Linked DNA regions of Mus musculus: region 2 is linked to region 1. A link is a loop called in an ENCODE intact Hi-C map of the cell type or tissue named here. Cell type or tissue: left cerebral cortex. All regions are shown on one strand.

Evidence for each region. A loop is a pair of places that touch in the nucleus more often than their neighbours do. Peaks named below come from ENCODE experiments on the same cell type or tissue, not always from the same donor. Only the 100,000 strongest peaks of a DNase experiment are listed, where the experiment ranks them.
Region 2: it touches region 1 in a loop (2.0-fold over the local background); 2 of 42 quality-filtered maps call a loop at or near these places.

What each region holds. Positions count from the first base shown.
Region 1 is chr12:104,861,811-104,869,810 of GRCm38, forward strand. It overlaps Clmn (calmin), which reads right to left and starts at 3,266. Exons shown (of 14, transcript NM_053155.2): 1 at 3,060-3,266. The coding sequence starts at 3,141. In left cerebral cortex, CTCF peaks have their summits at 3,489 and 3,690; DNase peaks (open chromatin) are centred at 2,974 and 3,585; H3K4me3 peaks cover 2,089 bases; H3K27ac peaks cover 3,419 bases.
Region 2 is chr12:104,915,952-104,923,951 of GRCm38, forward strand. No RefSeq gene overlaps it. Among named protein-coding and RNA genes, the nearest start is that of Clmn, 55 kb to the left of the region's middle. In left cerebral cortex, no CTCF peak of the experiment used is centred here; DNase peaks (open chromatin) are centred at 1,021 and 3,201.

The DNA.
Region 1 (8,000 bases):
ATGCTGCACCACAGAACCTTGGTGACAAACTGCTCGATGGCCATCGTGGGCTCCTGTCTGACAGCCTCATCTGCTGTGTGGCAGTTAATGGAGGAATGCCCCCGCCCCCCCACGGAGGGAGGCTGGGTTTTTCACGCAGCGTATCTGGCCTCCCTCCACCCCAGTGTTCCTCTGGGGAAGATTTTCCATATCACAATCACAGCCTGAATTCTAGAACCCTACAGGACAGGGGGACAGAGGCAGAGGTGGAATGTACAGACATTGTGAGACAACGTGCTTCCTAATAAACACCTGAACACTTGGGGAGGAAGGACCAGCTAACTCCAAGCTGCTCTCTGAAAGGCAGCCTGCAGGGCCTAACCTCAGCCTGCCTTCACTGCTGACCCCAGAACCACCTCGTGCCAGGAACAGAAGACTCCAATCAGCCTTGTTAGACCAACAGTAGGAGCTGCCTGCGAATTGTACCAGGAGCCTCCATCCCTCTGATTGCAGACCCTTGAAGTCCCACTGCCTCCACCAAGTGTGATCACCAAGACACTGTGGCCACCTGTACCCGGAGCAGTCACAGGCTTATAAATCAAACCCTGAGCCAGGCTCTGCTGGCCACGCCTACCCACAGCCCACCTAAACTTAGGCAAGCCAGGGCCCCGGTATAGCCCCCAACTGCTCATCCAGACAATATCTGGGCCTCTGACATCCACCAGCTGGCTCAGCAGATGCTCTGAGAATAATGTAGAATGCTTTCCGGACTTGAACTTTTGGCTGAGACCTTCTCAATACCACAGGAACAAAAAAGAGAATATCTCTTTTCCTAGTCCAGACAGAGAAACAGAGAAATAGAAGACAAGATCCCTGGCCTGAACTCCATTCTTGCTTTATCTCAGCCACACCAGGCAAATCAGACAAGTCCCACTCAACAACTGCACAGAACTAATGTTCACCCCCCCCCCAAGACACAGCTGACTTTGCCCAAGCTGTGAACAACCCAAAGGTCCTTCCTCAGATGAATAGAGAATAGAATGGTGGTATATCCATTCAGTGGAATAGTACTCAGCAGTTAAAAGGAACTATAGCTATAGTAAAGACTGTGTGGATGAATCTAACATCAAATTGATCAAAAAGGGCCACATCAAGAGAACACGTTGAACTGCACCATTCAACTGTAACGGGGTCCAGAGACAAATTGAACCTACATGAACTAAAAACAAAGATGAGGATAAGGATCAGGCTCAGAATAAAGGTTGCCTTGGTGATGGGCGGGTGAGGTTACTGACTGGGAAGGAAGGTGAGGGATCTGGGAATCTTTATGTAGGTAGCAATTACCTGAGGTGTACCCACAACTAAAAGCATGCTAAGCTTACGCTTAAAATCAGTCTATGTCATACATGTAATACATATGTAATACATATGACATTTGAGATACATGATTTGAAGTTGGCCTCTTACTAACAGAATCCATTGCTGTTCAAATTATAACTGATATTTTGCCTGAAAGTGTGGTCACCTCAAAGCGAGGAGCTGAGACACCCCTCTAGCCCTTCAAGAACTGTCGCAAATCATGCTGTGTAGTCCCATCTCTCTGCCTCACTTCGCCGCCTGTTCCTTTACAATAATTGAGCTCTACCAAGGGACCTGATCCTACAAGAATAATTGTCTGTGGCAGATAGTATGTGCTCATTAAAATGCCTAGTGATTGCCTAAGGTACATGAGACACACCAGATCTGACAGCCCCAACCAGATACCATCTCAGCAATGGTATGCTGCCCACCCCAAACCAAACCCAAGCTCTCTCCATCACTGCAGCTCTGAGCCTCCTCCTTTGACACAAATCACAGTAGCTGTACAGTAGCAGAATCCAGAGCTGCCAGTGCAGTGCCCACTCCCTGAGCCGCCCGCTGGCTCCTTTTCAGGTCACCTCTGCAGACCTGCACTGTCCTTGCCAAACCTCAGTTGGAGAGGGCCACGTGAGCTCCCAGAAAACATTCTCTCAGGTGTAATGTTTAATCTAGACTCTTCCCCCCCACCCCCCGCAGGGGCTCCCTGCCCTGCTGGCAAAAGGGACACCCACAATCCTCCTGCCCCACCTCTGTCCAGACCTTCCAGTTGGATCCTGGCGAATTCAACCTTGGACTCTTCTTCAGCCCCGAGTCAGTAGGGGAAGTGGCTTAACCCAGCCTCACCTGTGCATGGGGCCAGGTGGGTGAGGAGGCCGGAAGTGGATTTATGTCCAATTCTGCAAAGCTCCCATAGGAGAGAGGGGGCTCGAAACACACTCCACCCACAGGGCTTGAGAGCAATGCCTTTTGCGAGTGGGAGGGGTGGGTCTCTTTTCCTTAAGAGCGCTCTCTCTCTCTCTCTCTCTCTCTCTCTCTCTCTCTCTCTCTCTCTCTGTGTGTGTGTGTGTGTGTGTGTGTGTGTGTGTGTGTTTGCTAAGTTTCCACACCCAATACTTTCTTTTGGAAGATACTTCATAGTCATAGGTGGCAGAACCACAGAGCCCAAGTCTGACACACGGGCCACCAGGAGTTTCTCTTTCATCTTGTCAACCGCCTCAGGCAAGGGGGTTTAGTTCCAGCCCCTCCCTAGTCTGTGGGGCTGGGTAGAGAAGGTCTTCTGAACCTCACTCAGTTCACTGGAGTCCTCAGCGTGCCCCCATCATCCAGAGCCTCTCGGGACTGACGCTGTGCCCCACTCCAGGTCCCCAGCCCCATAGCTACTTCGGAAGAGCTTTAAGTCTGGCTTGTGCGCACACAGCACACAGTGGCACTTTCTCCTGGCCCTGACCCGGGCCACCGCCCCCCAAGACTCCACGTACAAACTTCTCTAAACTACCGGAGGCGGTAGGAGGGGGGTGATGGTCCCCTGCTGGGAATGGGGTGCACACACGCGCGTGCCCACACGCACACGCGTGCACACACACGCCCACGCACCGCCCCACCCCCTGAGCTCTGCAAACCCGGCGCAGGCCAGCCACACCGGCTCCGGGGCGCACGGGGGGAACCAGCCGGGCCCACGCTTGGTGGATACGGGCCCTCCGGGGAGGCCGGGGCCGCGGTACCTTGCAGGTTTTGCACACGGATGTCGCTGATCTGCCCGATGAGCTCCTCGCGCTGGAACCAGTCCCACTCCTGAGCAGCCATGGAGCGCGCGCGGCGGGCCGGGGCGGCGGGCGGCGGGCGGCGGGCAGCGGGCAGCGAGAGGTGGGCGGCTAGCGCGGGGCTGGTGGGCGGGCGAAGGGCCGGCCCCGCCGCGGGCGGACGGGCTGGCGGGCGGGCGCGGGCGGCGGAGCGGGGCGCCCGGCGCGCGCTCACTGCCCGGCGGGGGCGGGGGCCCCGGGCGGGAGGGAAGAGGGCGGGGCGGGGCGGGAGGAGCCGGCCTCAGGACAGTCCTTTTTTTTTTTTTTTCCTTTTTTTTCCTCCCCCACCCGCAGGGTGGGTGTTGGTTGGATTGTTTGGTCGCAAACGCACAATGATGAGGCACAGGGGGGTCGCAGCCCATAGATTGTGATGTCTTGAGGGGGTGGGCCTGGTGACGCAAGCCAGGGTGCCCCTAGCGCTGGTCCAGGATGTCTGCCCCTTCCCTATCCTGTCCCTTCTAGTCGCAGTAGGAACTCCTCCTATGCCTGGATCATCTCCCTGCTAAAGGCAGCTAAACCCTGTCCATCTCTGATCCCAGGACCATGGAAAGTGAGTGATGGGCTAAGTGATGTGGAGATGGAGTTTCCTATAGAGCAGGAGTTGGGGGCAGCGGGAGTGGGAGGGGGGATCCTTTCTTGGTTTAAGAGTAAAGGCCACTTCCGGTTCTCTCCAGCTGTTGGGAGAAACAGCTCTCCTCCCAGAAATGGGTTCCTTTGGGGTCTTGGCCACAAGAAATCTGGTGCTTTATCGAAACCCCAAGGACAGGCTGGGCAATGGCTCAGGTGGTTCCCTGCTTGCCTCGCACGCAGGAAGCCTTGGGTTTGATCCCATGCGCAACATAAACGGGGTCTTTGCATAATCTGTGGTCCTAGCACTCTGGAGATGGAGACAGCAGGAGAAGTTCAAGGTCATTCACAGCCACCTGGATGAGTTTAAGGTCATCCTGGGATACCTGAGACAGAACAGGCCTTTGTGGTTCCCACTCTGGGCCCCTGTGTCTTTTAACCTGAGAATTCTGGAGCTTATCTTGTTTGGGGCTCCACAGGGCCTGTGTACTTGCAGCCAACTCCTTTATCGGTTAGCCAACAGAAAATCTGGGAGTTTGTCTAAAGTGAGGAATGACTTAGGGGTACACAAGTCCCAGTGTCTTGCTCTCTGTTCAGATCCTACCTACAAGAAAACCAAGTATGCCATTGGTAGGATGAATGCCCAGAGGGAGAAAGTGCGCAGAGCTCTCTGAGTATGGAGACTCACCGAGGCCTGCTGACCATTGCCATGTCTGTGGAAAGCCCAGCAATGAGCAAGCAAAGATGAAGGCCACAGACATGTCTCCTGGGAGAAGCGGGCCCTGGGGGGGGGGGGGGCAATGAGAAGACCCTTAAGTCATTTGTGTTTAACCCAATAACCAGCTGAGATGACAATCCCAGATCAAAGTGATCTTCAGAAAGGGGGACATTGTCAGCTGAGGGCAAGGAGCCAGGGTGGAGGTAACATCAGCAAGGGTCCCATAAAGCCTGACCCTGAAGCTGAGACTAAAGGAAGGGAGAGGCCCACCTCCCCAACCCCCCAGAATCCAACCCCCAGGACCAGGCATCCACCCAGCAGAGTAGATCATGATCTCAGTGCAGATCATGGGTGTCTGAGGCTCTCACTAGACCACTCTGTCCCTGCCTGGATTCAAGGTTACGCTATAGAGCCAGGTCCAGTTAACATGCATGGTCTCACCTCTCCTCCACAAGGCATCCCACTTGAATTCGATTTCTATCTTTGCTGTGGGTTGAAAATCATTTCCTTCACAAAGCCAAGTGCTAAGAAAGTCAGCTTCGTTGTCTCCATTGTGAGATGGCCAATAGAGAACTTGACTCAAAACAGTATGTGGTTGAAAAATGATCAGAAAGGACGGGCTATCTGTGATGCCTATTCTTGGGAATGACGGGGAAGGAGGCCTGAGTCACTGCTGATTAAACACCAACTGTAAACCTGATGTTTCTTTGAATCAAAATGGAAGGAATTTTAGGTGGTTTTCCAAATGGCCTGGGAGCCAGAACTCACTGTGAAGCTGAGCCCTAACAGCACCTGGATTGTCACTGAATGAATAGGATCTCCTACAGGACCTCTAAGGGCGTTGGGAGCACACCTGGTCTCTCTCATTGGTCCTTGGGCTTATACCCTCACCTGTCAATTATAGTACTCCACTTCGATCTATCGCTACAAGTTGCTGCAGGTCCTGGCTATCACCAGGGCTTGTGGTCTGGTGCGCTCTGTCCCTCTTGGATTCATGTTTGGAAGCCTGCCCAGCCAGCATGGTGATTTCAAGAGGCTATGAGACCCTAAGAGGTGTGGCCTCCTGAGGGGTCTTAGGTCTCAGAAGGAATTAAAGTTGTTGTCGTGGGACCCCAGCTGTTGTCACAAGACCAAGTTACCACAGAACAAGTAAGCTGGGGTATCAGAGGGTTGTAGTAGCACTTACCTGCTATGCACAAGGTCCTAGATTCCAAACCCAGCACCACCAAGGGTGATCCCTCCAGCTCCCTTGCTTCCTGGTTTGTGGGCAGTCTCTCCCTGTCACTCAATCCCACCATGATGTCACCACTGCAGTGAGAGATTGCCAGGAGCCTCATCGTGACCGTGGCTATGCCACATGCACTTTAAGCCCTTTCAAAATGGAACAAAACTCCCATTTGTTAGTCACAGAAACAGAACATGGACCGATAAACATGTCACCTCCAGGCCTTTACCTAACTCGTCCCCTGTGACACAATCCCCGGCTCCTCCCTTTCTCAGCTTATGCCTCCTGAATCCCACTCACCTCAAGAGCACCTTCTCCATCACCCTGGCCTGCTGGGTGACTGACTGGTGCCAACCTGGCGCTATTTGGTATACCCTCCTAAACCCTGCTGGCCCATGTCTACACAGCATGAGCATAACATTTCCTTAATGGCTTTTCCTCAATCACCCATGAGGTCCTAAAGAACACAGCCGAGTCTTAGCCATTTTCTCCACTTGACCCTGAAGCACGGTGCCTGGCACAGAGGAAGGTCTCAAGTACCACACACATGAATGGCCCTTATTGTAAGCTTGGAAAGCAGAGGATTGCTGTGACCAACAGCTGGCCTTCATGACCGGGTCCAAGCAAGCTTCTGAGAAGGCAATCAAGACATGTTTGCTTAGCTCTCATGGCAAAGCACACCCCGTGGAGAAACAGGCACCAGTGCCAAGAGAGGACTACCCCTTCCTCAGGCACGTCCAGCCTTCTGGAGGGTGTGGACTTTGGGGGGAAAACTGGGCATTTGGCCTCTCGCATGATTGAACATCTCTCTCTCTCTCTCTCTCTCTCTCTCTCTCTCTCTCTCTCTCTCTCTCTCTCTCAGACATTTTTGGGAAAGGAAAAGTACTCTGCCTACAGGCTTGGCTTCCTGGAAGTTCCCAGCAACTGATTTTTCTAGATGTTTCCCAGTTCTTCCAGAATCTTGGTCATTGTGTAAAACTGACTTTCTCCTGAAGGGAAAGACTTGGGAGGATTGCAGAGACCTACCTGGCCCCTGCTCCTGGGGACTGATTAATGCAGGCAGGAAGGGTAGATACAGGTTTCCTTCTGTGGTCCAGCCTACATGACTGTCATGTGGATTCCAGACAGTAAAGGATTAGGTAACCCCAGTGTTCCTGTGCAACCCCACTGGGAGGGGTGGGAGGAGCCCAAGAGAAGGGAAGCTGCCCTCTCTGGAGACAGCCACTTCCCTATCTTCTTCATTGTTGTGACAAAATGCCCGAGCAGAACTTGGGCGGAAGAATTTATTTAGGCTCATGGGTTTGCAGGTTTCCACGGTCATCTGGCTCTGTGGCTGTGAGCCTTAGAGCATCATTGTAGAAGAAAGCTATTCAGATAATGACATCTAGGAAGAGGAAGGACCTCCAGGAAGGAGGCCACATCCTTGGTGACTCACTTCCTCCTGGTCTCATTCCTCTCTTCCCGCAACCTCCAAGGAGGCCACCATATTGTGACTCCTTCAAGGGATCAGTTGCATCAAGGGATCAATTGATTGATTGATTCCATCAGAGCCCTTGAGATCCAACCACCTCACCAAAGCCCACCAGGCAGGGACCATGCCTTTAACTCCTGAGCCTTCGAGTTACTTCTCACCCAAACCACACCGTCCTCTTATGTGTAGACAGCCTTTGTCAGCTCAGAAGGGATGCCAGAGGCCAAAGAGGTAGAAATCCTTGTTAGAGGAGCTTAAGTCACAGCCTGCCCCAGGTTCCAAACAGAACTCTTTGTCCTGTACTCTCACTCTCGACACTGGAGAACTGACAGTGTTCTCCAATGTGACTGGAGAAAGACCTGGGCCATAGGCCACACTAACACTTGGTGATATATATATATATATATATATATATATATATATATATATATATATATATATGCATGCTTATATAGTTTAAAAAAAAATTTTTTTGAGACAGAGTTTCTCTGTATAGCCCTGGCTGACCTGAAACTCACTTTGTAGACCAGGCTGGTCTCGAACTCAGAAACCTGCTTGCCTCTGCCTCCCAAGTGCTGGGATTAAAGGCGTGCGCCACCACACTGGGCAGTTTAAAGTTCTTATCTCAATCAAAAAAATCTCTATACTAGGGGCTGGTGAGATGGCTCAACAGGTAAGAGCACCTGACTGCTCTTCTGAAGGTCCTGAGTTCAAATCCCGGCAACCACATGGTGGCTCACAACCATCCGTAACGAGATCTGACTCCCTCTTCTGGTGTGTCTGAAGACAGCTACAGTGTACTTACATATAATAAAAAAATAAATAAATCTTTTTTTTTAAAAATCTCTATACTAATCAGAAAGCTAAAACCTCCAGGAACCC
Region 2 (8,000 bases), 54 kb after region 1:
AGGCTGCGTGCTAGCTGGGTGCTCTGAGTCATTCCTACAAGCTTCCAAAGGCTCTTACCCAGGCACGTTGTGAAGTGAGCATGCACAGATGCCTGAAAAAGTGGGGCTCCCTTCCCTCACTGTTGTGAACAGACCAGCAATAAAGATGGGGTGCAAGCATCTATGTACTGAGGGTCAAAGTTCTGGAGTTCCCAGGAATGTATATGATATATATGTTTGATATGCATGTGTGTGTGTGTGTGTGTGTGTGTGTGTGTGTGTTCGCACGCATGCACGCACATGGAGAGAGAGAGGGAAGGAGGGAGGGAAAGAGAGAGAGACAGAGAGACAGAGATAGAGACAGAGAGTCTCACCACATCACCATGTACCTTCAACTGGCCTGGAACTCACTCTGCAGACCAGGCTGGCCTTGAACTCACAGAGCTCTGCCTGCCTCTGCTTCCTAAGTGCTGGGATTAAAGGGGGTCACTGAAACACCTGGCTGGCAGTTCTATTTAACAAATGAATAGTAATGAATGGGTGATGTATGAAAAACCATGGAATTAAGGTGGGGATCTTTTTTATTTTAATTGTTGAGACAGTCTCACCACACCGGACCTAGGAAATTTGATTCAGAAAAAAACCCACCAAGCTTTCGGGAAAAGGAGGAAACGAGACAGTGTGTCCTGAGTGAGGTGATCCACACACAAGGGACGAACTGTTCACGCCCTCACAAGAGGACCCTAGCTCACTGGTTCAGCAGTAAGTGGGGGAAGCGAGGACACCGTCTATGAGAACAGAGGAGACCACAGGAGAGGAAGAGCACTGGAGGGGCCAGAGGACATACAAGACTGGGAACAAAGAGGATGCTATGGGAAGGGTGGCCGAGTAGGAAGGAGGCGAGGGGAATGTGGGTACAGGGGCAGGGAAGAAAAGCAACAAAAACGTGTTACTTTGTGTAACATGGAAACGCCATATGGAAAGTTACTACTGTGTTGCTAATTTAAAAAAAGAAAAGAAAGTAGAAGGAATATGCCTGTAAAGAGACAGCAGGAGTGGGGGTGGAGATAAAGTGAGGTGGCAATTATATAAGTAAAAGGGTCACAATGAGACCGGGTACTATTATAACTGATATATACTAGTAAAAAGTTAGTCAAGCCGGGTGTGGTGGCACACGCCTTTAATCCCAGCACTTGGGAAGCAGAGGCAGGCAGATTTCTGAGTTCAAGGCCAGCCCGGACTACAAAGTGAGTTCCAGGACAGCCAGGGCTACACAGAGAAACCCTGTTTCGAAAAAAAAAAAAAGTTAGTCAAAACCATGAATGTGTTGATAAAGGATTTTATACCATGTCCAGCACATGGTGTAAGTCTGTGGCCTATGTCACTGTAATTTTAATTACTATTAAAAACAACAACAAAAAAAAAAAAAAAAAAAACAAAAAAAAAAAACCAAGGGCTTCAGATGAGATTTCTTTTGTCCCAGGATGGTGTGAGTCAGGGACTCGGCTGGGCTGGACTCAGCCGGATGGTTCTTGGAGTCTTGGCTGGGTTCACACACGGGTGCAGTGTCAACTGGTACAGTTTAGCACATGCCATCTGTTTGAGCTAACCGGTGAGGTGGCAGGTTGGTTTCTGATTGTGGCTTTATATTGCCACATACTTAGAGGCTTAGCAATCACATGCATTTCTTGTCTCAGAATCCTAGAAATGAGCATCAAAGGTGGAGCTAAAGTCACAAGGCCAGAAGCACCATACTCCTTCTGGAGGATCAGGAGGCCACCAATTCCTTGATATTTTTTAGAATTTTTTTCCGTGTATGTATTCTTTGCCTACATGTCAGAGTGTGCACCTAGTGCCTGTGGAGGTTAGAAGAGGGTAATAGATCTGCTAAAACTGGATTCGTGGATGGTTGCTAGGAACAGATCCCAGGTCCTCTGCAAGAGCAGCAGGCCTCTGACCCACCATCATCTCTCCAGCTCTCCTTGACATTTTAAGCTTCTGGAGTCTATGCACATCCTGTGGCTTGTGGGCCATTGAAGCAATGAGGATAAGTGATAAGAGTGGACACATGAATACATGCATGAATGAACGGATGGGTTGGTACACTGATGGGTAGGCAACCAATGAATGGGTGAATTGGTAGACTGATGGTTAGACAGCCAATGAATGAGTGAGTTAGTAGACTGATGGGTAGACAGCCAATGAATGGGTGAATTGGTAGACTGATGGGTAGACAGCCAATGAATGAGTGAGTTGGTAGACTGATGGGTAGACAGCCAATGAATGAGTGAGTTGGTAGACTGATGGGTAGGCAACCAATGAATGAGTAAGTTGGTAGACTGATGGGTAGGCAACCGATGAATGGGTGAATTGGTAGATGGAACAAATGGATGGGTTGGTTCATTTATGGATGGATGGATGGATGGATGGATGGATGGATGGATGGATGGGTGGATGGATGAGTGGATGAGTTAGTTGGTAGATGAATAAGTAGGTGGATAGGTAGATAGGTAAATTGATAATATGCCAGATAGATGAATGAGTTGGTGGATAGATGAGTGGATGGATGGATGGATGGATGGATGGATGGATGGATGGATGGATGAATGAATGGGTTGGCTGCTGCTGCTGTGTATGTGTGTGTGTGTGTGTGTGTATGAATTGACTGGAGTGTGTGCATGTATGTATGTTGTATGTATATATGTTGTATTATGAATAGATGGATGGGTTGGCTGGTATGTGTGTATTATATATGTGTGTTTGTGTATGTATGTACATACATATGGGTTGGCTGGTATTTGTGTATTATATATGTATGTAAGTATGTGTGTATGTCTATATGTATGTATTGGCTGGCATGTGTGTGTTATCTATGTGTGTTTGTGTATGTATATATGTATGGATGTTTGGGTTGGCTGGTATTTGTATATTATGTATGTATGTACGTATGTATGTATGGGTTGGCTGTTGGATTTGTGTCTGAATGGATTTACTAGATAAGCCATTGAGTAGATGAACAAATGTGAGTGTACACACACACACACACACACACACACACACACACACACACTCAGAAAGCTTTCTGCCATCTCCAGAGCTTAGACCATTGAGGAATATCTTCTTTCCCACTCAGCCCCTAGAGCTGCAATCTTCCCCACCTCCATCATTCCCAGAGTGCTTCCCACTCGGCTTCACAGTGGGAACCTGCTCTCTTTCCAAACTTCCCACAGAACTGCCTGGCTCTGGTTATGAGAAAATAAGTCTGCCACTTAATCACCAGTGATGTCAGTCGGGGATCCTTCAACAAAGAGGTTCGTTCTGCTTTTATTTGTTGCTACAATGAAGAGCATGAAAATTTTAACAGCACCCTAATGTGGACCAGATGGGAGAGACACTGGCTCTCAGGGCCTCCTATCTCCCCCACCTTCCAGTGGCCTTTAGGACAATTGATGGGATGGCCTGCAGCCAGAGCACTGCTCTTATAGGGCTGCTGCAGGTTCAGGTCCAGCTCAGGAATGCCTCCCGGGTTACTTGTGGTGTTACTCATTGGATCAAATTGCATTCCTCTGGAACCCTGGTAATGTCATACTGGGGCTAGATACAAACCTGGGCTCCTCCCTTGCTGGTTTTTTCCCACTGAATGCTGAGTATGTCATAGAATTTCTACCCATAAAACCCCAAAGCTTTGAAAAATCACAAAGGATGACGCTTGATTTGGATATGTGCTGTGCAACCTTGAACAAGTCAGTTGTGTCTCTGAGCCTAAATTCTCAGCTCAGAAAAGGAGAGCCAAGGGAAGATTTGTAAGCCTTGACAAGATCATGCTTATCAGACCCTGCAAGATGCTGACTATGTGGGGAAGGAACTGAAAGTTGACTGAGAGACAGACTTAAGAGGTGTGTGGCCTGTAGGTCTCACGTGGAATTTTACATCTGAGAGGGAATCTTTTGGATTATAGAAAATGAAGGTTGGTGAGCATGCTGTATGGGCCACGGCCTGGAGACACACATGCATAGAGTAGGCATGATTACTTTTTTAAGTATTTAAATTTGTTACCACTGGGCAGGGAGATGGCCCAACGTGTAAAAGCGCTTGCTGCACAAGTTTGATAAGCTGAATTCCACCTATGAATAAAACCGATGTGGTTGCAGTTACCCGTAATCCCAGCATTCCTGCAGGAGATGCAGGGCAGAGACATGGAGAGCTAGCCTGGAGAACTCAGGTATAGAAATGATAAAGGGGGCCCTGCTGCAGAAATAAGATAGATGGAAAGAACCCAGTCATTGAAGCTGGCCTCCGAGTTCCACGTGCACACTGTGACACACACACAACCATAGTCACACAGGAAACAAAATAAGTCACTATAAGAAACGGTTCTTTTTTTAGGGGAGGGGGGTTTTCGAGACAGGATTTCTCTGTAGCCCTGGCTGTCCTGGAACTCACTTTGTAGACCAGGCTGGCTTTGAACTCAGAAATCCGCCTCAGAAATCTGCCTGCCTCTGCCTCCCAAGTGCTGGGATTAAAGGCGTGCGCCACCAAGAAACGGTTCTTACATTGAGCTCTGCAACCTTGAAGGACTGGGAAACCACCAAACTCACATCCCAGAACTCTACACACCCACAAGGCAGCAACTGGAAGGTCCTGCCTCCCTGTGGTGACTTCTTCCACCAAATCTAGCCTGCTCCTTGGTGTTTTCTGTTTAGAGTCTATAAGCGCATGAGTTTACAGACCCAGAGTTAGAGCAAAGCTCATTAGAAAAAAATTAAGGCCAGACAAAGAGCAGACAACCCCTGCTTTCAAGACAGCTCACAGCTCTTTCCTCCAACACAACCTCAGAGTCCTTAACCCTGTGCCCTGGACCCTGAGGGGTCGGAGACCCCGCCCATGATCCCCTGGCTCTGATCCACCACCCTTACAGTCATGTTCACCAACCTTCAACCTACAGTCATGCTGTTCCCTGGGTAGCTGGTGGGCTGGGGCTTAAGATGGATGAAACATGAACGGTGGTGGGTTTGCTTCACTTCTTGCAGACTGTTGGTCTCACAAGAGGTCACTAGAAGGCAGAGGGCTTCTACGTTGGAGGGCTCCTAAGCCACCTTCAGATCATGACCTTGAGGTAGCCTTTCTGTACCCCAGGCTAGCCTAACACTCATGGTGATGCTCATAGCAAGAGGTGAGATTCCAAGAATGAGCCTTCATGCCTGGTCCTTAGCCATTTCTCTCTTTAGTGGTCTAGACAATAAAACCCTTGACAGCCACAGCAAGAATCAGGCACAGCACCACACACAGTGCCCCGCGGCTGTGGATCCTGCCTTGTCTTCTAATGAAGGCTGGCATGCGTCACCGCGGAGTGCAGGGCTCCATCCCTCCTGTCCTCATTTCCAGGACACATTCAGATCTTAATACATTGTGTCAAAATGAGAGATGCTTTCTGTTTGCCTTTCAGCAAAATTGTGATGGCCAGGAGCTGGTTGATCTGTGAATACTTTCTCTTTGTTTATAGCCCACGGGTCGCTGTACCCCCAATCTCTGCCTTTGGCTGTTCAGAGGCTCGCTCTGCCTGCACGGAGCCCCTGCCAGGGCCTCCTAGTCCTCTCCCATGGTTCAGAGAGATCATTAAATTATCACAATGTCTGGAACACAGCAATGACTCCAGCTTCAGTTTGTGGCTTCTGAAGGACTGACTGACCAAGCACTAAAGCAGGGTCTCCTGGGGATATGCAACCAGAACCCAGTGAGGCTCCCAGGCACAGTGGATAAGTTATGTGCACACATCTGCACATGCCTCTGTGGCTGTGTGTGGGTATGTGCCTATGTGTGGTTTATACACATGATAGTTGCATGTGGTGTGTTCCAGCCTGTAACTGTCTATAATTCTGTGTACGGTGTGAGCTGTGGTATAGACGTGTTGTGTGTATTGCACACGTGATTTGTGTGGTGAGAGGATGTTTATGCCTTCAGGTATGTGTGTAATCATGTGTGTATGTCTGTGGCTATGCTTGTGTAGAGTATATGCAGGTTTGCCTTTGTGAAGAGCATGTGTTTGTATGATGCGGGTTATGACAGCTGTGTGCATACGTCTATGGGGTTTGGTGTGTGTGTGTCTATGTATGACTCTGTGAGCATTCGTGCAGGTGTGAGCAGTGTGAGAATGTGACTGTCTACGGTGTATACATGCATATCTGTCAATGTGCACGTGTGCCTGCTGTGATTTCGTCTCCCTACCCTTATGTGGAACTTCGTCATGAGTTTAGTTGCTAGGCTCCCTGACACCACTTGGTATCCTTGATCTCTTCATGTGACCCACAGGGATGCAGAGCAAGCATTGAGGCAGGCTGACCCTGCCATGTGTCTTGTCTCCTTTCATCATCATCATCACCATCACCATCATCACCATTATCACCATCACCACCATCACCATTACCTTCACCATCACCATCATCAGTCATCACTATCTGCATCATCTTCATCCTTGACATAGAATAGAAGCTCATTAATCTCTTCTTCCTCCTCCTCCTCCTTCCTCTTCCTCTTCTTTCATCCTCCTCCTTCCCCCCTCCTCTTCCTCCCCCCCTCCTCCTCTTCCTCCTCCTCCTTTTTCTCCGTGCTGGAGATTGAAGCCAGGATCTCACCCATAATTAGGCAAGCACTCTGCCGGAGCCACCCCTCCCACCCCCAGCCCTGCAAGCCTGGGAATCCTCTAGGAATGTTCTCGTTCTCAACAGTTACCCACTTCGGAGGGCCCGCAGCAGTTGAACAAAGGAGTTCACCCTGTGCACACCAGCCTGCCTTTACCTCCAGCCTCCCCCATACTCGATCAAGAACAAAGAGGCATGGCGGTAGGGTGGTGGCAATCTTGCCACGTGGTACATAGGCTTCAGGACATCAAGATCAGATGAAAATTAGCCAGGCAGAGAGATGCATGCGTTGCCAAGGAGACCGTCCAGTGAGTTGCCATTCTTGTAGGAAGGGGGTGCATTGGGGGAGGATTGTCCTGCTGCTGGTATTGTTTGGAAGAGGCCATGTGGAAATAGGAGGTGCATGGATACTGGGCACCCAGAGGTGTGACCCGGGGAAGTACTGTGGACTCCCTGCTGAGTGCTCTTTTGTGGTGAAGGAAGGGTAAGGTGAAGCTGTCATTTGTGCTTTGTCAGAATGTTCTGGATATGACAAGGCTTTTCCAGCTCAGGAAAAGGAAGGGGAGGATAGGAAGAGACAGCTGTCAAGAGCCATCAACGCACTGCTATGAGTGACCATGGAGACCAGGAGACCCTGCCATTGGCAACCGTCATGATTCAGCAAGCCCTCTGATAGCAACAACAGGTTCTCCATCAGGAGGGGCCAGCATGGACGTGGGGGGGGGTGTATGGGGCAGGAGGGCTGCTCCTGGAACCTTGGCATCCACTCTACTCCCTTGATAGTTCTGAGAGCCACTTACTTATCCCTGACAAACCCATTTCTCCCTACACCAGTTAGACTGGACTCTGTGGTCTGAAACTAAATCGATTGATTCTAGAATCTTCCCTCAACTACTTCCCCAGGACACGTGGGAGTCCTAGCGTAGTTGCAGGCTTCTGTCAGTCCTAAGCCACGGGGAGTGCCAAAGCAGATGGCAGACAGGATACCCTGCTCAAAACCCACCAAGGCAGGACCAAAGGCATGATGGGACCTGCCTTGAAGTGGCTCCCTGTCTGTGTTTAGTATGTACCTGGCATGTTCAAGTCCCATCTCATTATAGTACTTACAACCACATACCTCCAAGGGCACACAGTCAGGGAGACTGAGAAGTTGCTCAAGGCCAAACGCCTTGTAGCTGCAGTTATTCAAACTCCACGCTCACCAGAGGGATCCAGACCTGCTCAGATTCACCATTCCGAAGAAAGAAAATTAAGAGCAAAAGGGAGCCCATAAAGACTATGTTTAAAAAAATAAATAAAATTTTAATTTCGGAGTGATTTGAGAAAGCCTGCAAAACCAGCACAGAGTTCCCAAGAGCTTCCCCCCACCCCCGCCCCCGCGCC